Regions from separate parts of the Homo sapiens genome. Here region 2 is linked to region 1. Evidence: chromatin loops called from intact Hi-C (ENCODE). Cell type or tissue: spleen. All regions are shown on one strand.

Evidence for each region. A loop is a pair of places that touch in the nucleus more often than their neighbours do. Peaks named below come from ENCODE experiments on the same cell type or tissue, not always from the same donor. Only the 100,000 strongest peaks of a DNase experiment are listed, where the experiment ranks them.
Region 2: a loop joins it to region 1, with 4 times the contacts of the local background. A loop is called at or near these places in 60 of 110 quality-filtered maps.

What each region holds. Positions count from the first base shown.
Region 1 is chr7:1,220,781-1,228,780 of GRCh38, reverse strand. No RefSeq gene overlaps it. Among named protein-coding and RNA genes, the nearest start is that of UNCX, 8.1 kb to the left of the region's middle. RefSeq lists an enhancer at 2,099-3,263 and a silencer at 5,314-5,608. In spleen, CTCF peaks have their summits at 2,932 and 3,136 (motif pointing left); no DNase peak of the experiment used is centred here; H3K4me3 peaks cover 580 bases; H3K27me3 peaks cover 8,000 bases.
Region 2 is chr7:1,463,775-1,471,774 of GRCh38, reverse strand. It overlaps INTS1 (integrator complex subunit 1), which reads left to right. Exons shown (of 48, transcript NM_001080453.3): 45 at 134-204; 46 at 551-642; 47 at 820-929; 48 at 1,083-1,498. The coding sequence ends at 1,198. It overlaps MICALL2-DT (MICALL2 divergent transcript), which reads right to left. Exons shown (of 2, transcript XR_001745046.2): 2 at 7,189-7,933. Among named protein-coding and RNA genes, the nearest start is that of MICALL2-DT, 7.9 kb to the right of the region's middle. RefSeq lists enhancers at 1,249-1,944, 4,729-5,424, 5,425-6,120. In spleen, CTCF peaks have their summits at 4,666 and 4,865; a DNase peak (open chromatin) is centred at 4,851; H3K27ac peaks cover 2,105 bases.

The sequences.
Region 1 (8,000 bases):
TATGCCGAAAATTATCAATGCTTGAAGGAGCCCAAATCAGGAGTCTAATTGTAATCAGGAAATCGGAGGTGCTTGTCGACTCGGTGCCAGAGCAGAGAGGCAGTTCGGAAATGGAACTAATTTACTCTACTCCCCCGGGAAATCCGCTCAACAGATTAACATTTTCAAAATATAGTAATGATATAATTTGAGAAATGGTGACGCCAATTTGTGAGAAGCTCTTTGTGCGGAGCCATTTGCATTTTCGCTGCCTGCATTTTCTGTTAATCACAGCTCCATTTGATGGGGGTTTGCAATTTGACTTATTCCTTATTATAAAACTTCAATTTAGTAATTTAACACAATGAGAGAGAAAATGTAACCAAATCTTCAGATAACCCCCATTTCATTTCTGCAACACCTTCAGAGTGCTGAGAGGGAGAGGGAGACGGGAGATTTGAATTGGAAATCAGCTTCATTTCTCTGCTGGTAAAAACAGTTTTAGAATTCTTCATTGAGGGGCAGGAGGCAACCCATAGGCCTGAAGATTTTAATCCAAATTTTATAACTTTTTTCAGGCACAAAAAAACCTCCAACATGTCACCCAATACAAAGAGACAAGAGAAAGCTTTTTTATTACGCCCCCCACACACCCCCGTTTCTGAAGACGTCTTGCTCCCGACTGATTCCTTGTTTCACGCCCCTGCACTCCCCAGAGCTCCCTCCTGCAGAGTTCTCTCTCTCCTGCACTTCCCACCGCTCGCCTTTCCACTCCTCCGGGAGTTGCTGCAGCCTTCTCTCCCGGGGCAGGCCAGGAAGGGCCCCTCTCCCATTTCCACCCCAGGCTGCCTCCCCACGCCTGCCACTTCCCTCCCCTCCCTCGCCCCAGTCTCCATCTTCCTCTTTCTCAACTTTCCCCTTCTCCTAACTCATCCCCTGATTTAATCACCCATGGATTTGTTTCAGAGGCTGCTTCTAATTTGCTGTGCTTTATTTGAAAGTGCGATGAAAGTAATAAGGAGGTTAATATTTTATCAACAATAAAATTTTAGCTCCAGTGTTTGCCTTGTATTTTATAAACTCAATCTGCGCCGCGTTACCCTCCTGTGAGCCATTTGTAACCGCCTCGCCTCCCCACTAGACGGCCAGAGCCCAAGTCCCCTTGGGCCAAGTTCCCCGGCCGGGATCCAGGTGGCTTCTTTCACCCACGCCACCAAGATGGTAGCCCCAGGCCTCCAGGTGGGGTGCAGGCCAAAGCGGGTCCCACGGACCCAGGCTGAGGTGGGGGTACAGGTCTCCCAGGGCGGGGAGGCAGGCAGGGGCCTGAGGGATGTGGCCGGCTTTGTGTTTGCGGTGGGGCCTTGCCAGCTCAGAGGGACCGGAGCCTCCCAGCTACTCAGCTGGGGTCCAGTGGCAGAATGTGGCCAGGAGGAGAAGGGGCTGCCCGGCGGGGGGCCTTCCTCTGTTGTTTTAAGCGGAGCTGGCCTTCGCGCTAGCTCCTCTGAAGTCTGTGGCCATGGACACCGGCCTGGGTCTCAGTGGGAGCCCGTGAAGGTGGTTCAGGGGGATGTTCTGAGCCTCCGCTAGCCCTTCCCAGGCCCTGCCTGACTTTGTTGGGGAGGTTGGCCTAAAAGCTCCTAGGCCCTAGGCCTCCAGTCCTCTTGCACTAGGGAAGAAACCTAGACCAGCAGACAGCTGAGGACCCCACTGACGGTCCCCACAGCTGCAGGGTCTCCTCCCCACACCTCTCGGAGGGTACCAGAATCCAGGGAGCAGCTATATGGTGGTGCCAGCCCACAGTGTGAGAAGGTGTGAAGGTCCGTTGGGCCCAGGCCAGCCATTCGCCCCCAGGCTGGGCCCCAGCACCAGGGCTAGGGCTGGAGGCCGGAGGGCACAGGAAAAGTCGCTCAGGCTGTGACAAGCAGAGGGCTGGCGGGACAGGCAGTGGCCAGGCACTGAGAGCCCCATCTGTGGAAGTCTGGGGCGGCCACCTCATTGTGCCAGCCCACCAGGCAGCAGTCAGCGTCCCTCCTCCCAACATCCCCCTTCGCCGGAGGACAGCCCGTGGACACTTTCCCCGACACCCCAGGCCCCTCTCCCTCTGCCTCAGAGGTCCAGGGGATCTGCAGTCCTGGTCACCGGTGCCCTATTGGTGCCCCCAGGCCAGGGGCAGCTCCGCCCTTGGAGTCTGGGGAGCTGGAAGACTGCGAAGGGTTAACACTCTTTGTTATGGCTCCTTTTAATCCTCAGATGGGCCGGCGGCTCACGTTGTTCAGATCTGGTAGAGAGAAAGCGTTAACTATTATCTGCTTCTAGCTGACCATCTGCTGTTGCAGAAAATTCAAAACCCTGGAGATCTACTTATATCCACATCGTAAACGAGAAAAGATGTTTTAATTAAGGGAAATCAGGTTAACTTAGCTCTAATTTACAAGCCGCCTGCCTAATGAATTGTCTGGGCTGCTCTCTCTTTGTAGAGAGTAAATCTAGGATCCTTTCCCTCCGCAGTTCAGACACTAATTAACTAACCAAGAGTTTTAGTAGCACATCCGCCTGTCGTCTAATAGTTTTACCTAAAGCCAGCCCGGTCATTGCTCGTACAAATTGCCAATTAAATGTGATTGATATAATGAAATTGGATTGTATTTTTCACTCACCTTCTCCCTTCCCCTTCCTCCTGTATGTTCTGACCCTCTCTGCCCAGGGCCCAGGCGCCAGACCGCGCGCACCAAGAACAACAAAGCCAAACAGAACCGGCCCGGCCCGGGCCACGCGGGCTGCAGCGGCGCCGGCGCCGGAGCCGTGCAAGTTCCTGTTAAACCCACATTTCTATTAGTTGAAGTTAACAGGCGTAATCTTGTTTCCAGATATTTATCCACGTTCGGAGGGCCGTAGTTACATGTTTGAAGTTAGGGGGGAAAAGTGAAGGATCTGAGCTGCCATTCTAAAAATACATTAACAGTTTCCAAAATCTATATCGCTGCTTAATTAAATCTGTTATCCTGTTTGTAGGATCTGTGGCTAATTATTTAGAGTCATTTAATCTACTCAATTTGCACGTTAATTAAACAGCATCGGTTTGCAGAGCGCGGCCGGGCGGGCTCGGAGGGGCGCAGCGCCGCCTGGTGGGGATCCAGCCTGGACAGCGCGCTCGGGGCCGGAGCCGCGCGCACCGGGCCTGGATCCCGGGGTCCCGGGGCCAGAGTCCCCAGAGGGTGAGCGGCCCCGATGGTGGAGGCCGGGAGAGGGGCTGCGCGGCTTCCAGGAAACGCTCTCAGGTCATCCCGCAGGGAGACACGGGGTGGCTACGGTCAGCCGCCAGGACGCAGCTCTTGTTATTTACGGGCAGGGGGATTCATTCATTCATTCACCCATTCATTCACTCATTCACTCACTCACTCATCCATCCCTCCCTCCCTCCCTCCCTCTCCCCTGCCCCTCCTTCTGCCGCCACTCCAGGCACCGGGACGCAGCTCTTCTGTAATTTACTGTCAAGGGGATTCATTCATTCATCCATCCATTCATTCATTCATTCACTCATTCACTCATCCATCCCTCCCTCTCCCCTGCCCCTCCTTCTGCCCCCACCCCGGGCACCGGGACGCAGCTCTTCTGTTATTTACGGGCAGGGGGATTCATTCATTCATCCATTCATTCACTCACTCACTCACTCACTCATCCATCCATCCACCCCTCCCTCTCCCCTGCCCCTCCTTCCGCTCCAACCCCGGGCACCGGGACGCAGCTCTTCTGTTATTTATGGGCAGGGGGATTCATCCATTCATTCATTCATTCATTCACTCATTCACTCACTCACTCACTCACTCACTCACTCATCCATCCATCCCTCCCTCCCTCTCCCCTGCCCCTCCTTCCGCTCCAACCCCCGGCACCGGGACGCAGCTCTTCTGTTATTTACGGGCAGGGGGATTCATTCATTCATTCATTCATTCATTCACTCACTCATCCATCCATCCATCCATCCCTCCCTCCCTCTCCCCTGCCCCCTTCTGCCCCCACCCCCTGCACGGAGTGGAGGGGTCAGGGCGGGGTGCAGGCCGGGGTGCAGGACTCGCGCACGCAGCAGAAGCCGGTCTGCTCTGCGCTTCGGCACCGCTCCAGCCTGGGGCGTGGGGCCCGCGCCGGCCAGGCCTGGTTAACTGGAAAACGATGGAGCCGCGCCCCGCCCCCGCACTTGCGGCCTAATTGTTTTCCCTCGCCCGTCCCCATCTGTCCCTCTCCGCCCGTGTGTGTTTTGGCCTTTGTCTCGCTGCCCCGCGCTGACACCCTCTTTCAAAGGCCGCTTCTGTCGCCCTTCACCGATCTCTTCTGCCCCATTAACCCATCGGCACGAGGCTCCGGCAACAAAGGCCTGAAATCGGATGGACGCGCGCGCGCTCTCCCCACCGTCCGCCGCGGTCTCCGCGCCCCGCTCAGCTCGGCCCGGCCCGGCCCGATGGGGCGGGAACGGAGCTGGCCAGGAAAGTGCTCGCGGTGGTGGCCCGAGCCCGAGTCCCGCCTGCAGAAGCCGGAGCCTTGGCAGGGGCCCCGAAGCAGCTGCACCCCGGGAACGCACCGCGCGCTGCGAAAGCTAATCCGGCCGCGTCCCCCTTTGTCCCTCCCTGGATGTGAAACTGTCGAGTGGGGGGCCCAGGGCTGCGGGAGGAGAGAGGCAGGTCCTCCTCGGAGCCTGGTAAACAAAGACCAGGAAGCCGGGAACCGAACCTGGGGTGGGACCTCTTCGGATTCCCCCCACCTCCCGGAGAAGGCCACGCAGCGGCCGAACCTCAGGGCGCGCAGATGCCAGCGCTCATGCCCACGCCGCGAAACCCTTGGGGCAGGAAACCCACAATCCCGGGAGGGAGCAGGGTCCTGAGGCCCCAGGCGCCCTCTCCAACCCACCGCCCTCACGGAGGCCGGGACCTCCGTGCAGCCTCTTCGACTACTGCTCATGGGAGAGGAAGGGGTCGAGGCTTTCCCTGGGACCTGTGCAGTAGCTTGACGCCTGGCAGCTCCTTGGAGAGGGCTGGGGGCAGAGGGGAGCCTCCAAGCCGCCTGTCTCTGCAGTGCGGCCTGCATCTTCCCTCTCCTGGGCGGAGGGGTCCTCCCAGGGCTGCCTTCTTCTGACCGCTGTGGCAGGAGGAAGGTGGAGGTCACCTGAGTGTCATCCTACAGGCCACCCGAAGGTCACCTTTCTCTGAAGCGGGGCTTGTTCTCTGAAGCGGGGCTTGGGACCTCAGCAGGAGGCCTCACATTAGTCCAGCTGGTGCTGAGATGCCCATGGGTGCTTAGCCAGTGTAGTCTAGGAGTCCAGCTCAGAGAAAACTTTTTTCACCCAGCACTGACCTGTTTTTATTTTCTGTCCTATGACTCTGCAATGCTCTCTGCAGAGCCATCCTAGGAGACGCCGAGCTGGTCCCCGGGAGGATGGGGACACCTTGTGTCCAGGCTGGGTGAAGGGGTTCCAGTGTCAAACTCAGCCTGGGTTATCTTCTTGTTTTTCAAATTCATTAAACGTTTGAAATTAGGAAGTTGCAAGAACAAGAAAGGGCATAGCAAGGCCGATGCAGACCTCCCAGTCCCCTCTGCCAGGACCTCCCATGCCTGATGGGCCTCTCCATGCTCCACCCTTGCGCTCCTTGGACCAGAGGCCCAATTCTGGGAGTTCTGCCATTTCCTGCGGCTGATCTGGTGAAAGGAGGGTCTTTGTATTATTCCTTTTAGAGGGTCTGGTGGGCTCTAAGGATTCAGAAAGAGCAGGGTCTTCACTGTCTCCCTATCTCCCTTTGACTGGGGCTCAAGTCACATTTCAGTTTTTCTGCTACTGGAGTTTTTTTTTTTTTTTTTTTTTTTTTTTTTTTTTTTTTTTTGAGACGGAGTCTCACCCCGTCTCCCAGGCTGGAATGCAGTGGTGCGATCTCCATCTCGGCTCACTGTAAGCTCCACCTCCTGGGTTCACACCATTCTCCTGCCTCAGCCTCCTGAGTAGCTGGGACTACAGGCGCCCACCACACCCGGCTAATTTTTTGTATTTTTAGTAGAGACGGGGTTTCACCGTGTTAGCCAGGATGGTCTCAATCTCCTGACCTTGTGATCTGCCTGCCTCGGCCTCCCAAAGTGCTGGGATTACAGGTGTGAGCCACCGCGCCTGGCCCTGCTACAGGATTTTTATAAACCCATTTGACAACTTAGAAATCCAAGCCCTGGCCAGGCACAGTAGCTCACGCCTGTAATCCCAGCACTTTGGGAGGCCAAGGTGGGCAGATCACCTGAGGTCAGGAGTTCAAGACCAGTCTGGCCAACGTGGTGAAACCCTGTCTCTATTAAAACTACAAAAATTAGCCAGGCATGGTAGTGGGTACCTGTAATCCCAGCTATTCGGGAGGCTGAGGCAGGAGAATCGCTGGAACCCAGAAGTTGGAGGTTGCAGTAAGCTCAGATCACACCACTGCACTCCAGCCTGGGCAACAGAGTGAGACTGTCTAAAAAAAAGAAAAGAAATCCAAGGCCTGTGTCTGCCCCAGATGCAGCTTTTAGCACGTGGACTCTGGATGGGACACCAGGGGGTCTTCCATACTGGCCAACTTGTACGAGTGTTCAGGCAAAAGCTAGGGGTGAATTAAAGCTTTGAGGGCAACTCACAGAACCACTGGAGTAACTTCACGTGAGTTCCCACCCAGAGGCTGAAGACACGCAGTCTCAGCAATTGTAATAGGACTGTAACAACAGGCAAGGCTGATTTTGTGTGTGTGTGTGTGTGAGACGGAGTCTCTCTCTGTCATTAGACTGGAGTGCAGTGGCGGGATCTCAGCTCACTGCAAACTCCGCCTCCCAGGTTCAAGCGATTCTCCTGCCTCAGCCTCCTGAGTAGCTGGGATTACAGGCATGCGTCACCATACCTGGCTAATTTTTTGTATTTTTAGTAGAGATGGGGTTTCACCATGTTGGTCAGGCTGGTCTTGATCTCCTGACCTCGTGATCCACCCACCTTGGCCTCTCAAAGCGCTGGGATTACAGGTGTGAGCCACTGCGCCCGGCCAAGGCCTATTTTTAAAATAACAGCTTTATTGAGATATCACTGGCACCATCACATCCATCCTTTTAAAGCATACAATTCGGCATCTGTATATACATCCCCAGAGCTGCGTCACCACCACCCCTATCCAGTTCTGGAACATTTTCATCACCCCGAAAAGAGACCTGGCACCCATTAGCAGTCACTCTCCGTCCCCAGCTCCCTCCCCCAGCCCCCGGCAACCACTAATCCACTTTCTGTCTCCATGGATTAGGCGAGGATAATTTTGCAAGAAGAGATCCTACCGTCTGGAAAGGAGTATAAAATGAGGAAACGGGGGGTGAGGACTGAAAATACTTTCTCCTGTGATCAACACGAGAGAAAGAAACAAGGGAAGAAATGCTACCTGGGAACTGGAGGCGGGGAAGGACCAGGAGCTGAGCTCTGCGTCCCTGTGTCCTCAGCCCCCGCCATATGGTTTAAACATCAGCACTCTTGTTTTTTTCAGAGTCTACAGACATGTTCTCATATCTCCCCAGCCCCTTCTGCTGGCAGTGTCTGCATTCTGTGGGCGCAGGGTGGCTGCCAGCATGCTGAAGGTCACAACTGTCCTCTCAGTCCGGCCCCTCCTGTGTGGCCAGCTCGGCCCCCGAGGGGTCCCTGGGGAGGATCCTCTTGGCCTACTCGTCCCCGCCACTCCCTGGTCTTGAGGACTCAATTCCGTATCTGCTGGGTTGGTGTCCTCCTACTACCTTACCAGGTTCGATTTGGAGTTTAACACACTTAAGAGAAAGGTGCGGTAGCTCACGCCTGTAATCCCAGCAGTTTGGGAGGCTGAGGCGGGCAGATCATGAGGTCAAGAGATTGATACCAGCGTGGCCAACACGGTGAAACTCCGTCTCTACTAAAAATACAAAAATTAGCTGGACATGGTGGTGCGTGCCCATAATCCCAGCTACTCGGGAGGCTGAGGTGGGAGAATCACTTGAACCCGGGAGGCGGAGGT
Region 2 (8,000 bases), 240 kb before region 1:
CACTGGGCTCATGCTTTCCAGTGCTTTCTGTCCTGTGGTGCTCGGGGCCTTGCCCCCTCTGGGTGGCTGGGGTGGGGTGGGCAGAGGTCTGCCTGGGCCCTTCAGTTCTGGTCTGGCCCTCTCTCTGTGTCAGATCTGCTGGAGGTTCTGAGTGACATAGACGAGATGTCCCGGCGGAGACCCGAGATCCTGAGCTTCTTCTCGGTGAGCTGGATGGGGCTGAGGGAGAGCTGGGAGGAGCCACTCCCTTGGGGAACCCCAGCAGGGCCACCACCCCAACATGGCGTGCCCGCGCTGAGCCCCAGGGAGTCCTCTGAGGCTGGGCTTCGGGTGGGGGCCCCAGCCCAGGTGTTCACAGTCAAGCCGCCGCCAGAGCAGGCCTGCCTTCAGCCCCGGGCTGGGACCGGCCAGTGGCACGTGCGTCCTGCCTTCTGGATAGGGGCCTAGGGTCCCTGCCGTTGCCGCCAACCATCACGAGACCAAGAGGTGAAGGGGCCTTGATGGGGGCTGGACCCCTTGGTCACACACCTCCCACCTTTCCCCCGGTCAGACCAACCTGCAGCGGCTGATGAGCTCGGCCGAGGAGTGTTGCCGCAACCTCGCCTTCAGCCTGGCCCTGCGCTCCATGCAGAACAGCCCCAGGTGAGGCCACCGCCGGCCTCTGTCCCGCCGCCACCGCTGGGCCCTGCTAACCCAGGTCACCGCTTGACCCGCCTGGTGGCCAGACCAGGCTTCCAGGCGGCTCAGCTCGCCCTGTCGGGTGGGGGTCTGGCGTGGGCACAGGGTGGAGGTTCCCACTGAAGTGTGTGGGTCTTTCAGCATTGCAGCCGCTTTCCTGCCCACGTTCATGTACTGCCTGGGCAGCCAGGACTTTGAGGTGGTGCAGACGGCCCTCCGGAACCTGCCTGAGTACGCTCTCCTGTGCCAAGGTGAGGACTGGCCCCCCGCCCAGGGCCCTGGCAGCCCTCGGGGAGGCCGGAGGTGCGTCCCCCGAGGGCTGGCTCTTGGGAGTCCCGAGGTCTGGTCACTGCGGCCAGGATGTTGTGGCCAGCGTGACGTGCAGGGCCCCGTTTCCCCCACAGAGCACGCGGCTGTGCTGCTCCACCGGGCCTTCCTGGTGGGCATGTACGGCCAGATGGACCCCAGCGCGCAGATCTCCGAGGCCCTGAGGATCCTGCATATGGAGGCCGTGATGTGAGCCTGTGGCAGCCGACCCCCCTCCAAGCCCCGGCCCGTCCCGTCCCCGGGGATCCTCGAGGCAAAGCCCAGGAAGCGTGGGCGTTGCTGGTCTGTCCGAGGAGGTGAGGGCGCCGAGCCCTGAGGCCAGGCAGGCCCAGGAGCAATACTCCGAGCCCTGGGGTGGCTCCGGGCCGGCCGCTGGCATCAGGGGCCGTCCAGCAAGCCCTCATTCACCTTCTGGGCCACAGCCCTGCCGCGGAGCGGCGGATCCCCCCGGGCATGGCCTGGGCTGGTTTTGAATGAAACGACCTGAACTGTCTGTGTGCTCTCTGGTGTCCCATGTCGCCCTCTGGCCAGTGAGAGCCTCAAGGACCCTGGCCTTGGCTTCCCAGCCCCACAGTGCAGGGAGTTGAGCAGGGTCCGGGGTGGTGGAGACCAGGGCCAGGCTGGGCTCTCCCTTGGGCCAGCAGTTCCCGCAGGTGTTGAGGGTCGGGGGATGCTGCCCACTTGGCCGCCCCCGCCCCACGTCATGGTCTCCCTGTCGAGTGCCGGCCCTGGGCCCTGCCGGGCCTCAAGTCCTCTGCCCACGGGGTCGGCCTCTGTTGAGTGAGTCCGGCCTTGTCAGGCTGCGTGGGGGACTGGCCCAGCTGACTGGTCTCTCTCTCCTGCACTAAAAGGATCAACAAGGCCCTGAGAGCCTCAACTGTGGGCGTCCCTCTGTGGGAGCTGAGTTGGGGTCCCATTCCAGAAGAGTCCGAGTAGCCGGTGGTGCTGCTCGTCCTGCCTTTGCAGGCACCAGCTCCCAGGGGAGGGTCTGGGAGGGTCCTAGTGCATGCGGGGCGGAGCTTGGCATGGGGCCCTGTTTGCTGGCCCGCAGTGCACTCTCCTCCCTCCCAGCCAGGTTGGGGTTAGAGCCGCCCACCCCTCTGTCCTCGCTGCACCGGGGTCTTTCCAGCACACAGATGGGACCCGTGCTCTCCCGGTTCCCCATGAGTGCTCCCAGGTCAGCCAGGCCCCGGCTGCCCTCCACCCCAGCCGCTGTGGCTAAGAAGCTGACCCAGGCCCTCCTGCAAGCCCAGGTGGCGCGAGGCCTCAAGGTTCTAGTGATGCTGTGGCCTTGGGGGATGCCCCGCAACAGCACCCAGCAAGGGGGCAGCTGGGCTCCAGGCCCACAGCCTCCCAGCCCAGCCCCTGGCCTGCACACCTGCACCACCTGCCCGGGCCCCTGGGCACTCCTGCACCCGCCTGCCCACCCTCGGATTCTTCCAGGCTGCACAGGGCCGGGGACCAGGTCCCGGGTGGGGTGAGCCAGTGCCGGGTCTGTCACCAGGCGTGCCTGTCCACAGCTGGCTCCTGTGGCTCCGGGGGACTGGGAGGCTGCTCTGGGAGTGACTTGGAGGCCCATGGGCCGCTGAGCCGCCTCCATCCCAGCTGTGCGCGGCCGCCCTCCCCCACCCTTGCCCTTAGTGCGTTGCCTTCAGGCCCTTGGTGCGGGCACCTCTGCCCTGGGTCTGAATGTGTGTTAGGGTTAGGGACAGGGACAGCAGTGAGGAGGCCTAACAGGCCGGGGTGTGGGGTGAGGCCCTTCCTGCTCTGTGGTTGGCTCTCCTACCTCTGCGCGGATAAGGGGCAGGGCCGAGATTTGAGCCCTGGGGCCCTGGAGCCATGGGCTGCCCCAGGGTGGGGCTGGGCTGAGTGGAAGCAGGGCCCAAGGTTTGTGCAGTGGGAAAGGGCCCTGGAGGCTCAGCAGATGCAGGGCAGGGATGTGGATGCCTCCCCAGCCCCCAGGGGTGGGGCGTGGATGCAGGGAGGCATCCTCATACGGGGTGGGTGTGTGCAGGCTGTGCCGGCTCAGGGATCAACGTCAGGGCCCGTGTCCATCCGAGTCTTAGAGGACAGAAGCGTGCTAGGGCTTGGCGGGGACATGACCCGATCTCATCTGAGACCGAGTGAGCACGGGCCCACCAAGCCCTCCGGCCCCAGTGCCTGCTGTATGCCCCACACCCAAACCCCAGCCTCCTGAGGGCCAGGCTGCCTCTCCCGGGCCTGGATGTGGGGCCTTTGCCAGTCCACACCTTCGGGATCCCGACCCTTCTCCCCAGGTGCAACACCCCAGCTGTGTCGCCGCGTCCCCTCCAGCCAGGAGCCACCCTTACCCGATGTTACACCCTCTGTGGGCTCCTGGGGAACCTCCTCCAGGTTGGCTTTCCACACCCCACAGTCCGGAGCCTGCTGCAGCCTCGCCAGCCTCTGGTCCTCTGCTCTCCTGACATCACTCCAGCCAGGCTGCGGGGTGGGGGTCCTTCCAGCCGAGGCCTGCCCGCCTCAGGGTCTGATCAGGGAGGGAGGGAGGTCCGAGCTCTGTGGGCCCAGAATCCAGTGCCTGGGTTGAGGACAGGGAAAGGGAAGGACACTGCTGCCAGGCCCGGAGGCCAGTCCGTGTGTCCCAGCTGGGTGCAAGCCTGGGCCCTTCATGGGGGTGCGTGTATCTGGCTCAGAGCAGCCTGTGACAGGTAGAGCCCCAGGACGTTGGCTGGGGTCGTGGACCAGGCATGGGGAAGGAGGATGGGGAGGGTGCTGAGGGCAGGGCCCTGATCCTGGGGCCTGGGACCCTCTGGGCCTCTTGCTGCCTGGGCCTGTGTTCACTCCCGCCCAGGAGGCAGCAGAGGTTAAGCTAAGCAGAGGCATCCGGGGGAAGTAGCTGGCCTGGCGGGTGGCAAGGGCTCAGGTGAGGGGTATCGGCTCTGGTGTGTGTGCCAATTGGGGCCAGGATGTGCCAGGCGTGCCTGAGACCCCACCCACCCACCCCAGGGTGATGATCCCAGGGCCCGGGGCCTTGGTGGCTCACAATTACGACACCCGTGGGGCAAACAGTCTCTGCCTGGCCCAGGGCCTTAGGGCTGACAATTGTGGCACCCGTGGGGCAAACTTAGCCTCTACCTGGCCAAGGGCTTCCATAACCTCTAGAGGGTGTCCCAGGCCTGTCCCCACCATAAGGGGAGCCCCAGGGGGCATGTCTGGCCTTGGCTGCCGGGGTGGACCCCAGGTTCTGTGTCCCAGAGGTGAGAGGCCTCTGCGATCTGTGCTGGGAAAGATGGGGAAGACGCCTGAGAGGGAAACTTGACTGCGCCTGGACAGAGAAATGGGTAGACTGGAATCTGTGCCTGCGGCGGGCACCTGGCAGGGGCCGGTGTGAGCAGAAGTGTGGGTGTTGGAATGACGGTGCCGACCCCAGGTTGGACAGGGGGCTGCGAAATGGACCAGGGAGCCCTGGGTCAGGCCACGATCCACGCCTGGCCTCTCCCTCCCTCCGGCTCCCCAAGTTCCTCACCACGGCCACTGGGCCCAGGGACCCTGGGAACCAGCCGTGTGGGGCACCCAGCAGGACCCCTGTGCCACTGGGTGGCTGCTGGCAGGTCCCGGGCCGTCTGTTCTGGAACAGTGGAGGATCTGGGATCAGCACCTTCCTGTGTGGCTGTGGCTGTGAGCCCCTCGCCCAGGGTGACCACTAGAGCCCAGGACTCAGAGGGTCCAGCCCAGACTCCACAGTTCCCTTCCTTTCAGGAGTGGAGGGAGGCCCAGGAGTATGTCTGAGCCAGGCCAGGCAGGGTCCCAGCCCCTCCCAGTGGTTCCCGGCAGTCCCGGGCTGCCTTCTCCAGGCGGGGACGGGGCGGGGCCGGGGGATGCCATAGTGACAAGCTCACTTGCTGCTTCAGTCTCAAAACAAGTGCTTCTGGGTTTCATTTTCAGCTCTGGCTGGGGATGGACCCTGACCTTCAAACAGGCCAGACGGTGGCAGCCACAGGCTGAGTGTGGGCACCTGGGGCCTGAGCGCCCTCGGCAGCAGGAGTGCAGGTCTCCCCATGAGGTGTCTCCCCCATTCACCCCGGGAAGCCCAGACAGTGGCCCGAGGTCATGTGGCAGGTAGGGTGCAGGGCAGGAGCTGCTTGGGGGGCCTGGGCCTCCCCCAGCTCCCTTCCTCAGAGCAACCCAGACCCCTGACCCAATTAGGCCCAGGCCCAGCCAGCGGTTGGGGTCATTCCAGGTGCTTCTGAAGAGAAGGGTATGGCTGAAGCCTCCTCTGGGGACAGCAGCCCCTCTGTCCTGGGAAGTGGCCTGTAGGAAGCTGAGCATGGGCAGGCAGAACTGGACGTCCCAGTTCTTTCCAAACCCCCTCACTGGGCCAGGCCCAAAAGGACACCCCATGGCGGGCCCTGCTGGGCTCACGGGGGACTCAGGGTTGGACCCCAGTAGGCCTCCGCCAGGGTGTGGTGGGCACCCTCTCTGTGGAAGTTAGGAAGGGCTGTTGAGGGAAGGTGGCATGGCGGGCTGGGTCTTGAGCGGTGGGGAGGAGTTGGGCCCATCCACTTGTAGCGGGGCACAGGGCTCTGGCTGACCACCAGCAGGGCAGGCGGAGGGAAGGGTCCGGCGCCCTCTTTTCCCACTGGTGTCCTCCTGCTGTGAAGCCAGGCCTGTAGGAGCCTGCAAGCCTCGGGGGGCACAGGGGACAGGCCTGACACACAGAGGGCTCCTCGGGCACTCATCCTATAGTAGGGAGACGGGCCCTGGGAGGGGAGGGAGCCAGGAGGCAGCCATGCGCCCTCCCTAAGATGGAAAACGCAGGGGCCTGGTGAGGGCGGTGCTGACCACAGTGCTCTGCACACCAGGCTACTGCTGGCGCCCCAGCTCCGGGGAACATAGAGTCCTTGGGGACACAGGGCCCAGGGGCCTCCAGAGCTGGGATACGGTGGAGGGGCTGCTGGATCCCAAACACCCTTTAGGCCTCCTTCATCCCTAGTCAGCATTCCAGCCAGGACCCCGGGGGCCCCATCCAGAGTCCTGTCAGCGGGGGCCATAGCCTGTGGCTGCAGGCCTGGGCAGGTGGGTGACACGAGGCAGGACCGACCCCAGGGTTCTAACGCCTGCTCCCCACTGGCCTTGGACAAATCGCTGCCCTTTTCTGAGCTTGATTCCTCACCTGTGAAGTGGGCATCAAGGTAATGCCTGAGGCCGGGTGCGGTGGCTCACGCCTGTAATCCCAGCACTTTGGGAGGCCGAGGTGGGCAGATCAGCTGAAGTCAGGAGTTCGAGACCAGCCTGGCCAACATGGCAAAACCCCGTCTCTACTAAAAATGCACTGGGCATGGTGGTGCGCGCCTGTAATCCCAGCTACTCGGATGCTGAGGTGGGAGAATCACTTGAACCCGAGAGGCGGAGGCTGCAGTGAGCCGAGATCACTGAGATAGCACCACTGCGCTTCAGCCTGGGTGAGAGCAAGACTTCATCTCAGAAAATAAAAACAAGGCTGGGTGCGGTGGCTCACACCTGTAATCCCAGCACTTTGGGAGACCGAGGCGGGTGGATCAGCTGAGGTCAGGAGTTTGAGACCAGCCTGGCCAACATAGTGAAACCCCGTCTCTACTAAAAATACAAAAATCAGCTGGGTGTGGTGGTGCATGCCTATAATCCCAGCTACTTGGGAGGCTGAGGCAGGAGAATCCTTTGAAACCCGGGAGGCAGAGGTTGCGATGAGCCAAGATCACGCCACTGCACTCCAGCCTCAGCGACAGAGTGAGACTCCGTCTCAAAAAAATAAAAAACAAAAAACTGCCTGAGACTTGGGGGCAGTGAACAACCTGTGTGACACACAGTAGGTGCTGAGGGCCAGGCATCTGCACTGTTCTCTTTCTCCTCTGAACAGAGAGGTGCCATGATCTGGCCAAGGACACACAGCAATCAGAGGCAGGCTGGCTTCTCTGCCCCGGTCCCGCCACCCGGCGACACCTGTCAGCCCCCTTGCAAACTCTGTGCTCCTTGAAGGTGGGGGGGGGGGGGAGGGCGGGGTGGGTCTGGACCCCGTTACAAGGGATTCCTATAAATGGCGTGGAGAGGATTAATAATGTATTTATAACACATTTTGGTGGTAGTCGAAAATGATCTATAAATGTGCAGTAAATGTTTTATAATGTTTTTGTAACCCGTTATAAATGATAAATGGCAGACCATAGATGCCGGATCAAATATTTATAACGCACTGTGCGCGGCGTTGGGCTGCTACAGTTCAGCAAAGCCATTAATAATAAAGTGGATGGAAATGCACGAGTTACCGACATGCCTAGCAAAGCCATTTATAATGAAATGTAAAATTTGGCTGTGGGAAGCAGCCCACCAGCCCCAGCCGCAGCACCGGCCAGGATCTCCTGGAGGCTGGGGAAGGAGCGGTGTCGTGAATTATTTGTGAGGTGTTCAGACGAGAATGTATACTCCCCATAGCACACCATATAAATATGCTATTAATATACCCAAGGTGGCATGCATTATTCATGGAGCCTAATTAATTAATGGGTGGCCCCTTAAAATGGGGTGTCACAGCTTCCAGCTCCCTGTCCTGCCGGGGGCAGTAGGGATGGCATTGGTTGATGGCAGCCTTGGGGGTGGGGAGGGCAACGTCCCTTCCACGCTCTGCAGGGGGGCTGACGTGGTGCCCCACAACCGTCCACAGGGGTCCTGTGGGCAAGTCAGTTTGGGAACCACTGTGCAGTGTGTCCTCTCCCTGGAAGAGTGGAGGTGCGTATCAGGTGATGAAGGCTCTGAGAAGTCCCGCGGGAAACACCACTCGGCCAGGACACCTCCCTTGGTTCTCTCTCACGCCCTCTGCATTCCCGAACCGCCTCCGCCTCCCAGACTCAAGGATCCGATTCTGTTCCAGCTTGGCCCAGCAGCCTTGGTCAGGTGACGTTCAGGGTTGAATCCACTGGTGGAAGGAGTCAACCCCTCATAAGCCTGCCCCACCCCTCCGGGTGTGGCACCTGGGTCCCCAC